Linked DNA regions of Homo sapiens: region 1 is linked to region 2. A link is a loop called in an ENCODE intact Hi-C map of the cell type or tissue named here. Cell type or tissue: HepG2. All regions are shown on one strand. Links, peaks and the distances in the headings refer to the core of each region. The heading gives the core; the rest is flanking DNA.

Region 1 (10,530 bases), core at 1,020-9,019, 82 kb after region 2:
TTATCCTTTAGGAGGCATCCTGAGATTTTCTGAGAATGTTCTAATTTCAATGCTAAGTTTTAAAATAATATAAGCCTAGGTCTCATCTGAATGCACATGCCTCAGTTTCATCTTAAAATTTCAGTGCCTTGGTGGTACCATCTGAAGGTCAAATGATGTCCAGGCTGGCTAAATAAACAAAAGCTTCGAGGAAGCTTAAACAGAAAAGAGTGGAGGGAAAACTGGAGTGATCAAAGGGCACATGGCAGTGTCTGAACCTGAATGGTAACAGGCAGCACCATGCTGGCTTTGCCAGCAGAGGTGTTAATGAATTCTCTCTTGGTCCAAATCAACTTGTAACGATTCACTACTAGTAAATGGATTTTAAGTAGGTCAATGGAAATCTTTTTTCTCCAAGTTTTGCATTTCCTACTAAGTTGATTATCTATCAAAATAGTGCATCGGTGATTAAAAGTGAATTCATTGAAACTCACCTGGTGATTAACACAGTGGTGATAATGAACTCAGTGACAATGATTCAAAATATGACTTGTCATGTTCAGAATCAGATCCATCTTAGAGAAGGTGGCATGAGAAAAAAAATTAAATACAAAAATTGTATCCATATTGGGAACAAGTGAAAAAGGAAATGTTCAAATTCATTTTTCCACTAAAATTCCCAAGAGTGTCAATCAAGTTTATGTAAAGCATTATCAATTATTACACTAAATACACACCATTTTACATTTTATTGATTTTGTATTTTTATTTGTATATAATTGTTATGTTGTGATTTTAATCTGTAAGTATAAATATTTTATAAATCATTTTCTGTTTGCATAGACTTAAGTAACATAACAAAAAATAATTTAAGTCAACACTGGAGATCTGTGAAAAATATTTTTCTTTCAGAAGGGTCCATCTATTACTGAGGTTTGAGAAATACTGATTTGCAATATTCATACTGATATATTTTTGAATTGCTAGTGTTATTTACTGAATGTTTTTGTCCCCCCCGAAATTTGTATGTTGAAGCCTTAATCACCAATGTGATGGTATTTGGAGACGGAACCTTTAGGACATCATGAGGGTGATATTAGTGGCTTTATAATAGAAGAAGCTGGGCGCAGTGGCTCCCACCGGTAATCCCAGGACTTTGGGAGGCTGAGGCAGGCAGATCAGTTGAGGCCAGGAGTTCCAGACCAGCCTGCCCAATATGGCAAAACCCTGTCTCTACTAAAAATACAAAACAACAACAACAACGACAACAATTGGCTGGGTGTGGTGGCATGCGCCTGTAATCCTAGCTACCTGCTAGCTACTTGGATGGCTGAGGCATGAGAATTGCTTGAACCTGGGAGGCAGAGGTTGCAGTGAGCCGAGATGGCACCACTGCACTCCAGCCTGGGCAACAGAGTGAGACTCTGTCGAAAAAAAAAAAAAAAAAAAGAAAAGAAAAAAGAAAGAACTCTCTTTCCACTATGTGGAAACATCAAGATCCTGGACTTCCTAGCCTCCAGAGCTATGAAAAATAAATTTCTGTTGTTTACTCCTGAGTCTATAGTATTTTGTGATTCTAGCCCAAGCTGACGAATATAACTAATTCTTAAATTGTTAAGTAACCGCTAAAGAGGGTGGGAGCTCTCTCAGGTGATGGGCAAGTCTACAAGTTTTCTGAAAATCCACAGGCCCAGTGGCAGTGCTAGGCACATACAAGGTGCCCAGTAAATACTTGGATAATGTTTTAATCATGCCTTTTTATTTTTCGTATTTCTGATACTTTGTTACCGGGGGCCTTGGTGACCTTAGAGAGACTGCCCCTCTTGGGGCTAGTTAATTGCTAGAGATAACAAACAACTCACCTGCGAGTGTGCCTTTCATGTGTAGCTTAACCAATCCAGAGCTGCACCTCCCATTCCTCTTAACACTCTCAGCCATCTGCCCCAATCACCCCAGAGCCAGGTACAAGACAACTAGAAACAGCCCCTACACCCTGGAGACCGCTGAAATTATTCAAACTAGCCAATCCTAAGTCTGCTTACTCCATCTCATCTGTTCCTCCCAGGGAAGCAGAATAAAGCCTCTTGCCCATATTTTTTTCTTGCACCCTCTGCCTCCTGACTAACCCTGGTGCTTCTCTGTGTGGCTCCCACGACATGACACATCTCCCATCTCCTCTTCTGTGACTAACAGACGTCTGTGAGTAACAGACGTATCTCTTCAATGGCAGCGGTCTCCTGATCTGTTGGCTTCACCATACCTGAATGATAACAAAAACTACATTTTAAAACAGGGAATAAATACAAAATCATGTTGCTCTAGACGCTATAAAAAATATTGTAATTTTCCCACCACCAGAGAGAAAACCTCTTGTTATTGGTTTAATTGTATTTGTGCATCTGCACTGCAGGAATGTAAGATCCTTTAGGGCTGGGATTGGGTATGGATTTGTACCTGAGCCAACTACACATCTAGGGCTGAGCAGGAATAGATTTTTAAAAAACATTAAAAAAATTGATTTACCAAAAATTTTGCTTTTACACAAAACAAATTGCCTCAAAGAGGCATCTTGCAACTCTATCCTACGTTTCATGTTTCTGTTAACTGAACTGATTAGCCCCAGCTTAACAATGGATGGGGTTCAAAACGCCCTGCTCCAACGGAGAATTCCTATTCCCTGCCAGGTCCCTTCCTTTCCGCCTAAGGACTCACTGTGTCTCGCTCTGTCTGGGTGCTCTCTGATCTCAGGACAGCACAGCCCCCACTCCTCTTAGGAGCCACCTTGACCTCTCCTGCCAGTGGGGATCTTCGTCTTCTTTGAGCTCAAGCACTCTCTGACTTCTAGTACCCATCTTTCCATTTTATTTCCCACCAAGTATTGTTTGTTTTCTTTGTTGCAGGGTTTTGACAAGTGTTTATAGATTACCAAACTGCTCTCTTCCTCACCCTCCCCACGTTGGCCCCCGTCCCTGGCCAGGACAGCTCCATCCTACCCAGGGTCCAGGGCTTGAAATGCTAGAGTCCAAGTGGCACAGATGGAAACAAACTGACTGCATAGATAGCATCTTACAGGTTTCATTTTCAAAATCTCTCTTGTTGAAAAAGTGCTCCACAGTCTCCTCTGGTCACCAGTCATATTGATTTGTGTTTATCCTTTTGGATTTCCAGAAACTACTGACATTAACAGAGGAGGTTTATGAGCATATTTGTCAGAAACAAGAGTCTCTCAAATCAAGATCTAGCTCTCTATAAGTAATATCATCCATCGCCTCCTGGTTGTTTCCCCTGATGACTTCCCACAGGGGCGTTAAGCTCATCACCCCAGCAACCTGGACACTTTGAACTGTGCTTTGGGCTTCACTACCTACATGTTTTTTATTATTATTATTTAATTTTTTTTTTAAGAGACAGGGTCTTGCTGTGTTAGCCAGGTTTGTCTTGAACTCCTGACCTCAAGCAATCCTCTCTCCTCAGCCTCCCAAAGTGTTAGGATTATAGGGGTGAGCCACTGTGCCTGGCTGTCTCCTATAGTTTATGGGAAAGGGTGATCAGATGTCAGCTCTGTTGATGCGAAGTGGAAGATTCTCTCTCCAGAGCAGGCAGCCTACAGCCTGTACCAAAGCCTCTTCTTAGAGAAATTTCCGTGGTATTCCAAGATTGTCATGATGGGGCCCTCTGTGTAGCTGCAGTCAAAAGGTGGCTGGTGGCACAAACCTAATCTCTCACTCTGCTTAAAACCCATAGCTCTTCTTTGCCAGATGAGTCAGTCCAGGTTTGTTTTTAAATTTTTTAAAAAGACTAAATATTTCATTTTCAGATAATTGTAGATGCAAATGCAGTTTTAAGAAATAATTCAGAAAGAGCCCCTGTACTCTTTACCAAGTCTCTCCGTTGGTAACTGCTCCCATGGCAAAATTAGAGCCCAATAGCACAAATTTACCGTGACGTCCTAGAGCAGGGTTGGGGCAGCGTGCACTAGCAGAAGAAGTGTGGGTGCTGCCTCCTTCCTGCCAGGAGAAGGTAGAATTCCAGGTCTCAATTCAGCCTCCATTGGCTCCCAAAACATGGGTGCTTCTTATAACTGCTGGGTGGGAGTGGAGCTCTGGGTCCCCATGTGGTCTTCACTGAGAAAGCTTGGGGGATTTGTTATTGCCCAATGGGAACAAGAGTCCCAGCTTCCCACTGGCCTCTCTGACACCATCCTGAAGCTGAGTTTGGGGCATATTGTTATAGCCTGGTGAAGCAGAAGTCCAAGCATCTCACCCAGCCTTCATTGGTGTGGGTGGAGGTGGGCCATACTTTTTTCTTTTTTTTTTTTTGTTTTTTTTAATGTCACTTTTATTATTGAATGATTGATTGATTGATTTTGAGATGGAGTTTCGCCCTTATTGCCAAGGCTGGAGTGCAATGGCACCATCTTGCCTCACTGCAACCTCCGCCTCCTGGGTTCAAATGATTCTCCTGTCTTAGCCTCCAGAGTAGCTAGGATTACAGGCATGCACTACCACACCCGGCTAATCTTTGTATTTTTAGTGGAGACGGGGTTTCAACACGTTGGCCAGGCTGGTCTCGAACTTCCGACCTCAGGTGACCCACCCGCCTCAGCTTTCCAAAACATTGGGATTACAGGCCTGAGCCACCTACATGTGGGTAGTGAAGCCCGGCCAAAATGTCACTTTTATTTATTTATTTATTTATTTATTTATTTATTTATTTATTTATTTTTAGTATTTATTGATCATTCTTGGGTGTTTCTCAGAGAGGGGGATGTGGCAGGGTCATAGGATAATAGTGGAGAGAAGGTCAGCAGATAAACACGTGAACAAAGGTCTCTGGTTTTCCTAGGCAGAGGTCCCTGCGGCCTTCCGCAGTGTTTGTGTCCCTGGGTACTTGAGATTAGGGAGTGGTGATGACTCTTAACGAGCATGCTGCCTTCAAGCATCTGTTTAACAAAGCACATCTTGCACTGCCCTTAATCCATTTAACCCTGAGTTGACACAGCACATGTTTCAGAGAGCACGGGGTTGGGGGTAAAGTTATAGATTAACAGCATCCCAAGGCAGAATAGTTTTTCTTAGTACAGAACAAAATGGAGTCTCCTATGTCTACTTCTTTCTACACAGACACAGTGACAATCTGATCTCTCTTTCTTTTCCCCACATTTCCCCCTTTTCTTTTCAACAAAACCGCCATCGTCATCATGGCCCATTCTCCATGGTCGCTGTCTCTTCGGAGCTGTTGGGTACACCTGCAGAAAGGCTGTCACTTCACACTTGGAAGATTGCACAGCAGCCAGGCAGAGGCGCTCCTCACTTCCAATGGGCCGTACTTTTTTCTCTTTGGTTGGAATAGAGCAGTTGTTGTCTAAATGCTTTTTGTCTTTCTAGGCTACCCATTTCCTGGTCGTTTGGCTAGAGAGAGCAGGCTTTTGTGGGGGCTGATTTTGTCTGCACCCCCTGGCATTTCTATGTTGCTGGGTACATCAGCAAGTCTAGGATATACAAGACCAGAAGAAAATCTGGGGGACTCATCGCCCAGTCATTGCTTGGCTGCTCCTTCCCGGTCTGCCTTTTACTCTGCACTTTTCAGATTCTTCTTATTTATAATACCCAGGACTTTTAGTCGACTTAGCTGGAAGAATAGGAAAAAATACATCTACTCCATGTTTTTGAAAGTAGAAGTTCCCAGGTGTCTTTTTCAGTTTTAAACATGAAACACCATGATCTGTTCCTTGCTGAGTTCTCTGATACTCTCGTCACATCTTGCTTCATGCCTGAGAAACCAAATATACAAACCGACAATGACCAGGCCACATCTAAAAATAGAACTTTGACCCACAGCCTGCAGCAATCTGCTCAGGAAACCAACTTTTGATCTACAGTGAGCAATTCAGGAAGCCAGCCTGCTAGAAGTCAGACTTCCAGGAAGCCAGACTGCTGTCTTTAGTGATAATCCAGGAAACTAAACAATACCCTCTGTAACAGTCAGCCTCAAATGGCCAGGGCCTGATTAATAATGGACAGCTTTCCTAACTTTTGTCCTTGCTTTCAACTTAGTGCCAACCAGAGAAGGCCAAATGATGCACTCACCCCTAACTAATCATGTAGGATACCCCGCTTCTATTAGCCCCGTTACAGCTTCCCCATGCTGACAGCCTGCAATCAGAGCACACCTGAAGCCTTCCCTGTTTTCCACTACAAAACTTTTCCTGCTTCTCTGTCTGCCTTTGAATCTTTGCCCAAATGTGAGTAGCTGTGCTGACTCCCTTGATGAGGCAATCTCAGAATAAACAGCCATTATTATTATTTTTTTTAATTAAAAAAATTGGACTTTGGGAGGCCGAGGTGGGTGGATCACAAGGTCAGGAGTTCAAGACCAGCCTGACCAACACGGTGAAACCCCGTCTCTACTAAAAATACAAAAATTAGCCAGGCGTGGTGGTGTGCACCTGTAATCCCAGCTACTTAGGAGGCTGAGGCAGTGGAATCACTTGAACCCGGGAGGCGGAGGTTGCAGTGAGCCGAGGTCATGCCACTGCACTCCAGCCTGGGCGACAGAGTGAGACTCTATCTCAAAATAAATAAATAAATAAAATAAAAATAAATAAAAACTCAGTTTTTTTAGGTACATAGCAGATGCACATCTCATGTACCCACATTAGATGTGGGTACATGAGATGTTTTGATACAGGCATGCAATGTGTAATAATCACATTGGGGTAAATGGGGTATCTATCCCCTCAAGCATTTATCCTTTGTGTTACAAATAATCCAATTATATATTTTTAAGTTATTTTAAGATGTATAATTAAATTATTTTGGTTGTAGTCACCCTATTGCATGATCAAATACTAGATCTTATTCATTCTTTCTAACTAGTTTTTGTACCTATTAACCATACCCACTTCCTTCCCCAGCCCCCCACTACCCTTCCCAACCTCTGGTAACCATCCTTCTACTATCTCCATAAATACAATTGTTTTAATTTTTAGGTCCCATAAATAAGTCAGAACATGCGAAGTTTATCTTTCTGTGCCTGTTTTTTTCACTTAACATAATGACCTCTGGTTCTAACCATGCTGTTGTAAATGACAGCCTCTCATTGTTTCTTATGGCTGAATACTAGTCCATTGTGTATATGTACTACATTTCCTTTATCCATTGATCTGTTAATGGACACTTAGGTTGCTTCCAAATCCTGGTTATTGTGAATGGTGCTGCAACAAACACGGAAGGGCAGATATCTCTTCAATATACTGATTTCCTTTCTTTTGGGTATACACCCAGTAGTGGGATGGCTGGAACACATGGTAGCTCTATTTTTAGTTTTTTGAGGAATCTCCAAATGGTTCTACATAGCAGTTGTATTAATTTACATTCCCACCAACAGTGTATGAGGATTCCCTTTTCTCCATATCCTCGCCAGCATTTGTTATTGCCTGTCTTTTGGATATAAGGCATTTAAACTAGGGTGAGATGATATCTTATTGTAGTTTTGATTTGCATTTCTCTGATGATTAATGATGTTGAGTATCTTTTCTTATACTTGCTTGCCATTTGTATGTCTTCTTTTGAGAAATGTCTAAAATAGCCTTTGCTTTCCTCATTTGGTTGGTCTTGGTTTATTTCCACACTCTCTTTCTAGGCTGCCCATTTCTTGGTCCTATGGCTAGAGACAGCAGGCTTTTTTGTTGGCACCTGTTGGTATTTCTTGGTTGCTGGTTGCATCAGCTTCAAGTCTGGGATATATGAATCCAAAATAAATAAATAAATAAATAAATAAATAAATAAATAAATAAATAAATAAAGGAAAAATCCAGTGAACTCATTACTATGTCATTCCTCAGGTCCCAAGGGTCCTAAAGTCTCTTGCTGAGCTGCCTTCTTCTCTCCACTCTTTGGAATGTTGTTATCTATAATGTCCAGGGTTTTCAGTTTTACTTAGTGGGAGGAGTAGGAAAAAGTACACTTACTTCATCGTTTTTTGGAAGTGGATGTTCCCAGATGTCTTTTTCTTTTTTAAACGTGAAATATCATGCTCTGACCCTTGCTGACGCCCTAGCACTCTGCCATATCCTGCTCCATCCTGATGCTCAAAGGCCAGGGTCTCCTATGACACAGTCCTACCATCTCCCTTGCTGGCCCACACTGCATAAAACATACACTTATGTAGTGTTTATATGTATTAGGCTTGGTCCTGAGCACTTTATATATGCTAATTATGCATGAAGTCTATTATTATAAAGAAACCAACGCCAAAAATATTAACCAATTCACTTAAGGTCCCCTAGCTAGGAAGCTGCAAAGCCTGGATCTGGACCCAGGCAGCCTGGCACCGAGGCTCTATTCCTACTAGCTCCACTCTGCTGCCTCTCTGCCTCTTCCATGGCCAGCAGTCCTGGTTGTTTAGCCAGGGTACTTATATGTGGGTCAGAATCCCCTTGGGGCTTGAAAACACAGATTGCTGAGGCCTACCTCCAGAAATTCTGATTCAGTTGGTCTGGGGTGGGGCTTGAGTATTTTTATGTCTGTCAAGTTCTCAGGTGATGCTAACATTGCTCTCTAGGGACCACACTTTGCAAACCAACAACCCTTTCCATGTTTTCCTTCACCCCAATTTCCTCTGCTAATTGCTATGCAGCCTTTAAGATTCAGCACAGGTATTACCTCGCTTGATTTGACTACTGTTACTTCTGCCACCCTTAGATATTCCTCTTAAGCTTCCTTGGCGGCCTCTCAGCATCTCGGTCATTGTTATTTACCAAGTTGTATGGAAATCATCTCTTCATATGTCTCATTTCCATCCCCTGACCCCTTGAGGGCAGAGAAGTCAGTGCAGACCCAAGTCTCAACTATTGTGATCTTTGCAGAATTACCTGGATTGACTGTTAAAAATGAGATTCCTGGGCCTAGCTCCCTGAGTTTCTCAATTAGTAGATCTGGGATGGGGTCTAAGAATCTGCACTTTAAAGAATCAACTTACATGATTCTGATGCAGTTGGTCCACTTTTAGAAATTGCCCTGGAACTTTGCATTGTGTTTGGTACTAAATAAGTGCTCAATAATTATTAATTGGATTTATTGAACTGAACTTTGAAACAAAACGGTAACCTCTTATCTTCTTTTCTATACTTTCTCCCTACCAGCCCCCAACCCCCATGATGGATGTTTTTAGTACCTGTCCCTCTAATACCTAATCCCTCTCTTCTCTTCTCCAAATCATTTCTTTCTTTTTCTTCCAGTCAGAACTTTCATTCACATGTGTGATATTATAAGAAGTACATACTTGTTCTTCATCGCTTGTTCCTGACGCAGAGCTCCTAAAATCTTTGTAATTTCTGGAATGATGGGGATAATAGAATTGTCTTACACAGAGCTCCTCAAAGCCTTGGAATTCGCTGGGTGATAGAAGCATCTTTTTTGTTGTTGTTGTTGTTGTTGTTTGTTTTTTCTTGTTTGTTTGTTTTTGAGACGGAGTCTCACTCTGTCGCGAGGCTGGAGTGCAGTGGTGCGATCTCAGCTCACTGCAAACTCTCACTCCCTGGTTCAAGCAGTTCTCCAGCCTCAGCCTCCTGAGTGGCTAGGATTACAGGCACGCACCACCACACCCTTCTAACTTTTGCATTTTTAGTAGAGACAGGGTTTCACCATGTTGGCCAGGATGGTCTCGATCTCCTGACCTCATGATCCGCCTGCCTTGGCCTCCCAAAGTTCTCGGATTAGAGGCGTGAGCCACTGTGCCTGGGCCAGGAGCATCTTTTGTTCTACTGAGATGACTCTTGGTGGTCTCCTGAATAGCTTCAGGATGGGGGCTGGTCACTAGAAAGACCAAGCCATAATTAGAAGCTTGGAGTTTTCAGCTCTCGCCTATCCTCTGGAAAGGAGAAGAGGGCTGGAAATTGAGTTAATAATTGACCATGCCTATGTGATGCAGCCTTCATAAAAATCCCTAAAGTATGGCTTTTGGAGAGCTGCTGGGTTGGTGAGTGCATCCATATCCAGGACGAAGGTGCATCCCAACTCCACAGGGAGAGAAGCTCCCGTGCCTAGGAACCTTCCAGACCTCGGCCTATATACCTCTTCAGACCTGGCTGTTTATTCATATTATCTGTAATATCCCTTATAATAAACCAGTAACAGTGCTTCCCTGAGTTCTGTGAGCTGTTCTAGCAAATTATTGAACCAATTTATTGCTGCTTGGTCAGAACTAGGGTGGCCTTGACTTGCAATTGGCATTTCAAGTGGAATGCTGTTGTGTGGAGTGAGCCCTTAATCTGTGGGGTCTGTGCTAACATTGGGTACTTCGTGTCAAAATTAAATTAAATTGTAGGGCACCCAGTTGGTGTCTGGAGAGTTGAATTTGTTGGTGCTGGGAGGAAAACCCCACATATTTGGTGTCAGAAATGTTATGAGTAGAGAAACAGTTTTGTTTTTAACATGCTAAAGCTAATTTCAGATAGCAATTGAATAAACTTAAAACACTGAATCAATTTTTGTTGGGGGCATCTTTTATAAATTGAGATATACTTTACATAGAGTGCAGTCTTAGGTA
Region 2 (10,530 bases), core at 1,463-9,462:
GAAATCAGAGTCTGTGCTGTCAACCACTTCATTATCCTGCCTCCAAACTTCTTGTGCCATTGACAAGGTCCTCCACTGCTAACTGGGGGTACTGTAAGCACAAAGACAGTGAGATGGGAAAATGCATGGCGCGTTTGAGGAACAGTCATGAGGCCCAATTAAGCTAGAATGGAGCTGTCAACCTAAAAAAAGACATGAGAAAATTATCCCTAAATATGTTGAGTTTAATCAGGAATAAGAAATAAGGATTATAATTCAGAATGCATGGAATGGCAAACCACCAGTGCATTGAGGGAAGGATAAGAGGAGCTTTTATTAGCAAAAAGAGATTTACATAAGCTGCTTAGAAACAGAGTTCATTGGTTCCTGAGGTTCAAAGCCAGAGTTGTCAGTTTATTGGTAGAGATCCTGTTACTGGGCAAGTGTTCTTCAGAGAACATCTTATCTGAATTACTGCAGTCCTTCAGAGTGTCTAGTGATAAACTTTATCAAATCAGGAGATGCATAAAGGATGTGAAAGGGTTTCTTATGGGGTTTTTAGAAAGTCCTTGGAAAGAGTTCTTATCTCAGATGTGTAAACGGGAGTCCTCTCCTTCATACCTTCTCTTCCTGGCCCTATTTTGCCTGGGTCTGACAAACGCAATTTCATCCTGGTATCTGCATCTTTCACAGAGCCAACAAAGGGAAAAAACATAGTTACTTTATGACAGAGAAATAGGCAGGGGGAAGATCATAGGGGCTTGCTGACCAGGGTAAAGAGTTTGGAGTTTATTTAATGTGGGATGGAAAATCCTTGGAGGGTTGAAAGCAGAAGAGTGATAAAATTTGTTATAGCTTTTTTTTTTTAAGTAAAAAAATTTTTAAAAAAATCTTTTTTTTTGTAGAGTTGGGAGACTCAGTATGTTGTCCAGGCTGGTCTTGAACTCCTGGCCTTCAGTGATCATCCTTCCACCATGTGAGCCACTGTGCCCGGCCATTTGACAGTTTTTTTTTTTTTTTTTTTTTTTTTTCTTGAAGCAGAGTCTTCCTCTGTTGCCCAGGCTGGAGTACAGTGGCGTGATCTCTGCTCACTGCAACCTCTGCCTGATGGGTTCAAGTGATTCTTCTCCCTCAGCCTCCTGCGTAACTGAAATTACAGGCGCCTGCCACTACTCCTGGCTAATTTTTGTATTTTTAGTAGAGACGGGGTTTCACCGTGTTGCCCAGGGTGGTCTCCAACTCTTGACCTCAAATGCTCTGCCTGCTTCACCTCCCAAAGTGCTGGGATTACAGGCATGAGCCACCACACTCAGCTCATTTGATATAGTTTTTAAAAGTTCCTCTGGCTAGCTGGGCGTGGTGGCTCATGCCTGTAATCCTAGCACTTTGGGAGGCCAAGGCGGGCGGATCACGAGGTCAGGAGTTCGAGTGTGCGGCACTGGGCCATTTCCTTCTTCTTGGTCCATTTGCCATTCCTTCCATTGTCTGCCCAGTGAACACCTATTGCCTTTTAAAACATAGTCACAGCCTCCTGTCTGAGGCTTTTTCCAACTCATCACCCTCAATAAAATTATCTCGTTCTTCTTTGCACCCCCACAGAACCCACCCTGAATATTTTATTTGACCACTGTGGATTAATACAAAAGTATATTTGGTTTTTGTCCCCAGTTCCTGGCACGGAGCCACTAAAACCCTTGGCATTTTCTGAGTGAGGGGAGTGTCTTTTGTTATTCATAACAAACCCCTTTCCATCACACCTGAGTTTATGCTAAGGAGGTGACTTACAGTGGGACCCCTAGGTAGCCTCAGGATGGGGCTGGTCACCAGAAAGAGCAAGTGATTAGAGGGTTGGAACTTTCAGCCTCACCTACCGACTTTGGGAAGGGAAGAGGTGAGTGCTGGAGATTGAGCTCTATAAACACTACTGAACAATCCAGAGAGCTTCTGGGTGGTGGACTCATCAAGGTGCCGGGAGGGTGGCGCACCTGAAGAGGGCATGGAAGCTCTGTGCATCACCCCTGCCGCCCCCTTCCTATCCTGCTCTATGCATCTCCTCCATTTGGCTGTTCCTGAGTTGTATCTTGGTAAATGTAAGCAAATTGCTTTCCTGAGTTCTGCCCACTGTTCTGGCACATTATTAAATGGGCTTATGGGAACCTGGAACTTTGTTGCCGAGTTGGACAGAAGTGTGGGTAACCTGGAAACCCAATACTTGCAATTGGCGCCTGAGGTGGGGACAGTGTTGTGGATCTCAGCCCTTAAACCTGTGGAGTCCGGGTAGTTAATGTCAGCATTGAATTGAGTTGAGTTGTAGGCCACCTAGTTTGTGTTGGAGAATTGACTGTTAGTATGGAAAATCCTCATATTTGTTTCTGACACCAAAGTATTGCAGAAAAAAAAAAAAACCTTTAACCACTAACTTATTTTTTTTGTGTTTCTGCCTTCCTTTTAATAACCATAAGCTCCTACGGAAATAGGAAAAAAAAAAAAGACCATACCACTGTTATTCCTGCATGCTATCTCAGAGCTGTCTGGTATATTGGACGCATTCAGTAAATATTTACTGGTAACTGAAAGAGCTAACTAATTCATATCTGAAGTTCATTTGGGTTGGTGGACCTTGTGTTGACGGTTTCAGTTTCTCACTCCTTGTTCTTTTATGATGCAATGTTCCTGAAATTTGAGAATTAACAATTTTCTAATCTTTATGAGCTTTAACTTAGTTATGATACGGTGTAATATTTTACATTTAAGGTCTATATTTATCTATCCTGCAGCATGCACTTAGCTTTCCTGATAGATAACTGAGTTAGCTCCTTAATTAAGTAGTCTTTTTCCTTTTTTCCCTTATATTGCCCAGCAACTGGTCTTGGTGTGGCTACAGTTTCTCTTATTGAGTCTGGGTGGAGACAAGATGGGACTTCAAAAATCCTGTGGCTTTTCTCCAAGTCAAAGCAATCCCATCAGGGTGAAGTTTTTGGGCAGCTGTCGGCTCAGCTGGGGCCAGGCTGGAGGCCTGAGCTACTGTCTGTTTTGCTGCATTCTTGGCTGAAGGCCAGGCTGAGTTTCTTCTGAACTTGGATAGTGGCTTAGGCGAATCTGGCCTGTTCAGCAATTGTCAGGTTCCTTGGTTAGAAGAGTAGCAGCCTCTGGAGATTAGGGGGGAAACGTTCTCCACAACCTGGCCAATGGTGGGATGTTACAGTGAAAGCACATTTTTGACAGAATTCTGCCAGATATACAAGCATAAAAATAGTCACACATTGTGCTCCTTAAACTCAGGGGAGGCCCCTCTCACTGACTTCATCAAAGGGTTACTTAGAGGTGGATGCTATGATTTCTGATGACTTTGAAGTCAAGTCAATCCCAGAGCCTAAGATTGGCCATCCTGGCTATCGTACATCATTGCAGCCACTTTGGATTAAAATGTTAACATGAGATATTGGTTGGAGTCCCTAAATTGTGGGGACAGACACTTTCTCTAATGTTTTCTCCAACGGTATTAGATCCTGGGCTTGCCTGTTCCTTGCACTTCATTCATGTAGGCATGGGAGGGTCTGCGTAAATTTTTCTCATTGTGATAAAATATACATAAAATTTACTATTTGAACGGTTTTAAACTATACAGTTTTGTGACATTAAGTACATTCATCATGTTGTGCAACCAGCACCACCATGCATTTCCAAAACTTTTTTATTTTCCCAAACTGAAACTCTATATCCATTAGAAAATAACTCTCCTTTCTCCCTTACTCCCAGCCCTGGGAAACCACCATTCTACTTTTTGTCTCTATGAATTTGACTATTCCAACTACCTCGTATGAGTTGAATCATGTAATATTTGTCCCTTTGTGTCTGGCTTATTTAGCATTAATGTTTTCAAGGGGCCTGGATAATTTTTATGGCAACCTTATTCCTTGAACATCACTCATTTTGCCAGTGTCAATTATTTCGAACATCCTTCATGCTATTTTACAAACCTGTGGTGTGGACTTAAGTAACAATCAGTATTTGAGGGGCTGAGTAGCCACCGCTGGATTGTGAATTTTTGCTTGGGGTTCTTCATATGCTAACGAATCACCCTTGACACATTACATAGCTCATTCCAAAGTCTTTTAAAAGTAAATGACCACACTGACACTATGACATAGCCAAAATTCAGAAACTCCTGACAGAGGTAAAGTAATGAACATCATAAAGAAGGGGCTTACCACTGGATGTCAGGATCACATTTTGGTCCTGTGAGGCAGGGGGGTTTTAGAGATACCTAGAGTTTTGCACAAAACTCTCTCTTTCGTGTGTGTGTGTGTGCGTGTGTGTGTGTGTGTTGTTAGGGTAAGAGTTCAGGACTTTCATCAAATTCTAATGAGGTTCCTGATCTCCCTAAAAAAAGTTATGTCATATTGAAAAGGGAAATTCTATTTTCTATAAAGTTTTGAATACAAAACAATAGAATAGAAATAGATAGCTATAAGTAGATAGAAAATAGAAAGCATAGGAATAGAAAGAACAGAAATAGAAGGGAAAAATTCTATTTCCTATGTTTGCTATAGTGTTTTGGAGAGAACAGATGGAAAACAGTCCGTATATCCAGGTTGGGTGAGAATACTTGGAAGTATTTCACTGCGTGTGTGTGTGTGTGTGTGTATGTGTAGGGGGATTCCTTAGTTTTCTTATTTATTTATTTATTTATTTATTTTTGAGACAGGGTCTTGCTCTGTCATCCAGGCTGGAGTGCAGTGGCATGATCACAGCTTACTGCAGCCTTGAACTCCTGGGCTGAAGCGATCCTCCCACTTCAGCCTCCTGAGTAGCTGGGACTACTGGCGTGCACCATGACGCCTGGTTTCCTTAACCTTAATTATGTTATGGCCTTCAGTATAGGAGCCCATGCTCTGTAATTTCTCTTATTGGAGCCAGTGATTTTACATCAGGCTTGCAGCCTTAAAGCTTTTCCTTACCCACAGGGCAGCCCCATCACACACCTCTAGGGGGCACTGTTTGCTTTCATCCTCTATGACTGGCACCTGCTGGAGATGGGCAGTGCACTTTCATCCTCTGGCATGGCTGATGTTGGGCAGTGCACTTTCATCCTCTGGCATGGCTGATATTGGGCAGCGTTGACTCCCAAGGCTTTCTTGTGAGTACAAAGGCCATGGGTCTTCACCGATCCCATCTTTCTCAAGGCCAATCTACTCTTTCAGAGAGATATGTTTAGCATGGGCTGTGGAAAAGATCAAAGAATCAAGAATAGAATTCTTGCCTCTGTGTTCCAAATTAGCAATGGGATTCTTGGTATTTTGAAAATATTTTTACAGTGATTGGCTAATGAAGGAGCCCATGGAGATAAATAACATCAGGAAGCTTTCAAGGCTAATAATACCTTAATTTTCTGTTGTAACCTTTACTCTCTAGACTTCTAATCGATATGCCAGTTTAGCAAGCTGATGTAAATATTCTTTCCTACTTGGAATGCTCTTCTTCACTATGCCTGTTTAATTTCTCTACATCCTCAAAATCCCAGTTCAAGTCCCACCACCTCCAGGAAGTCTTCCCTCACCACTTTCATCCACAGTCACTGTTCCTTCTTCTGAATTTGGTACTACTCAGAGCCTGCATCTCACTATTAGCATTCACCTAGTGTGCACTGTTGGTTTTCTTTTTATATGTGTGTATTAGGAACTATTATCTTGTCTAATTCTCATCGCAGTTAATTTTTGTTGCTCTGTGGTCCTCTTTTCCCACTGAGGATGTGGCAGCTACTATCAGGGGGTGAAGAATTAGACAAATAGCCCTCAAGACCACCCTCACTTCTGATACCAAATGTAAGTTCAGGGGGTTCCCAAGACCATCCCCACATTTGGTCATTTGCTAGAATTTTCTAGAAGGATTCACAGAGCTCACTGAAGGCTGTTATACTCATGGTTACAGTTTAGTACAGGGAAAGCATACAGATGAAAATCAGCCAAGGGAAGAGACATGTAGGGCAGGGTCCAGGAAAATTCCAAGCATGGAGCTTTCAGCCATCTTCTCCTAGTGTCATGGACAGTGTTACTCTTCCAGCAAAGATATTTGATAATACATATGGAGTACTGCCAACCAAGAAGCTCACCTGAGCCTGGGTGACCAGGGTTATTTTATTTTAGAAATAGGGTCTTGTTCTGTCATCCAGGCTGTGGTGCAGTGGCACAGTCATAGCTCACTGTAACCTCAAACTCTTGGGCTCAAGCAATCCTCCAGCCTCAGCCTCCCAAGTAGCTGGGAATACAGGCATGCGTCACCATGCTTGGCTAATTTTTAAATTTATTTTGTAAAGGCAGGGTCTTGCTATGTTGCCCAGGCTGGTCTTGAACTCCTGACCTCAAGTGATACTCCCACCTCAGCCTCTCAAAGTGTTAGGATTACAGGCATGAGCCACTGTGGTAGTCTAAGAGTTTGTACTGAGGTTTCATGGTCAACTTTCCACATGGCTGACCTCAGGTTCCAGTTCCTCTAGAGATTGAACTGATATCATATGACTCAAATTTTCACTATAAATCACACTGTTGGACTTTCTGGTGTAGTCCAAAGTCCCTTAGAAAACAAGGACACTGTTATCAGGCAGGACATTCCAAGGGCTTAGAGATGACTGCCCAGGGGCCAACAGCAAAGTCCAGACCGCTCTTTGAGCAAAGTTAAATCATTTACTACACAGTGGGCTTTGCAAAATCTAACTGAAGACTAGAGATCAATTTCAGTTCCTGACTTCCCAGATAGGGTCTCAGGTACATTTCAGAGATAATAATCAGGATTTTCATTTGCAAGATTTTTATGTGCAGAGCCAGCTTCTTTGGGAGAAGTAAGGTTTGTGGGTTCTATGTGAATCAAAGCTGGAGGATTAGAGTTTTGAGTTTATTCATGTTAACAATAGGAGAGGAAATTAGGTAGGATGTCATATAGAGCAATTTCTCACCATACAGGAAGGCAGTAAAGACCCTTTCTGGGCTGGAAGGAGGAGACTGGGAGAGAGAGAGAAAGGAGACAGGAGAGAGGTTCTCATTTGCCCCACTCGTGGGGTTGAAATCAAGGTGTGGGGACAGGTGGGGTCAAAGGCGGCTCAGATGCATTTAAGGATCTGGACACAGAGGGTACACTTGCTCTTCCTTCTGTCTGGAAATCTTGGACACCAGCTCAGAGAGAAAGACCTGCACAAACAAACTATAAAGATTGAGCACACATGAAGTTTTTTGAGTTGTAAGCAAACAGCATCCCACATCAAAATGGCAGGTGTGGGACAATGTGCATATCCATTGTTATGTTGCATGATCCATAGATGAACAGGAATCTGTCCACATCAATGGCAATGGTTGTGTTATTTATTTATTTATTTATTTTTGAGACAGAGTCTTGCTCTGTCACCCAGGCTGGAGTGCAGTGTGCGATCTCGGCTCACTGCAAGCCCTGCCTCCCGGGTTCATGCCATTCTGCCTCAGCCTCCCGAGTAGCTGGGACTACAGGTGCCCATCACCACACCCAGCTAATTTTTTTGTATTTTTAGTAGAGACAGGGTTTCACTGTGTTAGCCAGGATGGTCTTGATCTCCTGACCTCGTGATCTGCCCGTCTCGGCCTCCCAAAGTGTTGGGATTACAGGCGTGAGCCACCGCGCCCGGCCTGTTATTTTTTTAAGGCAGAGTAGGCAATTTACATCTTTTCTTGTCTTTCTTGGTTAGGTATCTAATCTCTAAATTAAAATAGTTGTGGCCAATTATATCTGATCACTTATGACTATGTCTTCCTTGCTTAAATGTTGTCAATAAAACTCCCTGTTTCTTGGCCCAGCATTCAGGCCTCCAAAGTTTGGCCTCTGCCTTCCTGCCTGACTTCATCTTCTATTCCTTCTCCTTAGACAGTGCCTGCTGTAACAACATACTGCAAACTGAGTGGCTTAAACAGCAAATATTTATTTCTCACAGTTTTGGGGGATGGAAGTCTGAGACCAGGGTGCCAGCAGGGTTGGGTTCTTGGTGAGGGCTCTTTTCCTGGTTCACAGGCAGCCATCTTCTTGGTGTGTCCTCACACTGGAAAAAGGAGAGCTGACTAGCTCTCTGGCTTCTTCTTTTTTTTTTTCTTTTTTAGAGACAGGGTCTTTCTGTATTGCCCAGGCTGAACTCAAACTCCTGGGCTCAAGCAATACCCCTGTCTTAGCCTCCCAAGTAGCTGGGACTGCAGGTGTGTGACACTGTACCTGGCTTCTGGCCTCTTCTTATGTCAATGAAAAGAGTCAAACTGTGTAAAATATTTGAAGAGATTTACTCTGAGCCAAATGTGAGGACCATGACTGATGACACAGTCTGACGAGGTCCTGAGAACATATACCCAAGGTAGTTGGGTCACAGCTTAATTTTATACATTTTAGGGGGAACAGAAGTTACAGGCAGACATCCATCAATGCATGTAAGGTGCACGGTGGTTCAGTCTGGAAAGGCAGGACAACTCCAAGTGGGGTGGGGTGAGGTGGAGGCTTCCAGGTCACAGGTGGTTTCAAAGGTTTTCTGATTGGCAATTGGTTGAAAGAGTTGATTCTCTCCTAGATCAGGGAAAAGACCTGGAAAGGGAAGGAGATTCTCTAGAGAGTAATTTTCCCTACAAGAGGCAGCTTTGCAGGGCCATTTCAAAATATGTCAAATAAATAAATTTTAGGGCAAAATACTTCGATTTCTTTCAGGGCCTACTATCTATCATGTGATGCTATAGTAGAGTCAGGTTGGAATTTGGTATCTTATTGCTGCAAAGAGTCTGTTTTATCAATCTTAAGATCTCTGCTTTAATGTTAGCACTGACAATTTGTGCCTGAATTCCAAAAGGAGGAGGGTATAATGAAGCATGTCTGACTTCCGCTTTCCATCACAGCCTGAACTAGTTTTACTTTGGAATGCCCTTGGCTGAGAGGGGGGCTTCATCAGTCAATTGAAGGGCTTAGAATTTTATTTTTGGTTTACACATCTAAGAACACTAATCTCATTCATAATGGCTCCACCTTCATGACCTAATCATCTCCCAAAGACTCCGTCTTCAAATACTGTTGCTTTGGGGTTAGCATTTCAACATACAAAGTTTGAGGGGATACAAACTTCAGTCCATTGCAGATAAACTACTCTCAGCTAAATGGAACTCAGCAGTTCTTGAATGCACTACCCCATCTTTTTGCCTTTACTTAGACTGTTTCTTCTTCCTGGACTGTCTTTCCCCCATTTCTGTCAGGCTTAAATTCCACTTCCTCCATGAAGTCTTCAACTTTCCACACTGGAAGTTAGCCTCCCATAGCACAGTGTCTTTACTTCTCTTACAGGATTTTCAAAATGTACCCATCTGTCATTATCTGAGTATAAGTCACATACCTGATTGTTAATTTCTGGAAGGCAAAGATTATGTCTTTCTTTCTTTCTTTTTTTTTTGAGGTGGAGTCTTGCTCTGTCTCCCGGGCTGGAGTGCAGTGGTGCGATCTCAGCTCACTGCAACCTCTGCCTCCTGGGTTCAAGTGTTTCTCATGCCTCAGCCTCCCTAGTAGCTGGGATTACAGGTGCCCACCACCACACCCAGCTAATTTTTTGTATTTTTAGTAGAGACAGCATTTCACCAGGTTGGTCAGGCTGATCCTGAACTCCTGACCTTAAGTAATCCATCTGCCTCAGCCTTCCAAAGTGTTGGGATTACAGGCCTGAGCCACTGCAGCCGGCCATGTCTTTTTTTTGTTTTGTTTTTTTTTTAAATCTCCATGTGTCTAATAGCACTGGGCTCAGGGCCCTGCATACTCGAACACTCACTGAGGGTCTGCTGAACTGACTCTCTCTCACAGATGCAGACACACATGGGGAACACATGTATTTTCAGACTAAGTCTTCTACTGTCTGGGAGTGTTAGGGCAAGAGGAGTAAAGGTGTCATGATCTGGTAGGAGCTGAGGCTGTGTTCTAAAGGGAGAGGAGGGGAGGGGAGGGAGCCAAGAGATGGCTGGTAGGGTTTGCCATTTGAGTAGACTTGTCTTTAGGTTGAGTGGCTTCAAAGTTCTAGAGCCAGAGATAAAAAAAAAAAAGCTGGGAGTTTCTCCATCACACCTTTGCAGTCAAATTTGGTTAGCAGGCAAGGGGTGTGAGCTGGAGTGGGGGTAGGCCCCATGGGAACTGGGGAACTTTGCTCCTTACTCTTGGAAATTCTCCAGAGTAGACAAAATCAGTGTCCATTGTATTATCCTAAGGTTTAACATGTGGTAGGACTTCAAGGAGTCCAGGGACAAAGGTCAAGAACTCACTATTCAAAAAAAAAAGATAAAAATAACCTATAACTATTTTCTGAAATATTTGTTCTCAGCAGTAGTCAAAGAACTGTAAATCCAGACAACGAGGTTGTCTCTGCCTTTTATTTTGTCCATGTGTGGGTGAGGTATGGGCTGTTCCTTTGTGCATTTTACTTTATTTACTTTGAATCAAAAATTTTTTCTTTTTAATAAACATCAGGGGAAAGCACACACACAGTCCCCCACTACCACAAATTATGCAGCTGAGTTTCCCGCA

What was found. A loop is a pair of places that touch in the nucleus more often than their neighbours do. Peaks named below come from ENCODE experiments on the same cell type or tissue, not always from the same donor. Only the 100,000 strongest peaks of a DNase experiment are listed, where the experiment ranks them.
Region 1: a loop joins it to region 2, with 7 times the contacts of the local background. A loop is called at or near these places in 2 of 110 quality-filtered maps.

Annotation. Positions count from the first base shown.
Region 1 is chr18:51,355,822-51,366,351 of GRCh38, forward strand. No RefSeq gene overlaps it. Among named protein-coding and RNA genes, the nearest start is that of LINC01630, 31 kb to the right of the region's middle. In HepG2, for the core only: no CTCF peak of the experiment used is centred there; a DNase peak (open chromatin) is centred at 5,830; H3K4me3 peaks cover 637 bases.
Region 2 is chr18:51,273,263-51,283,792 of GRCh38, forward strand. It overlaps the pseudogene RNU1-46P. Among named protein-coding and RNA genes, the nearest start is that of MEX3C, 81 kb to the left of the region's middle. In HepG2, for the core only: a CTCF peak has its summit at 4,984 (motif pointing right); DNase peaks (open chromatin) are centred at 4,999 and 6,549.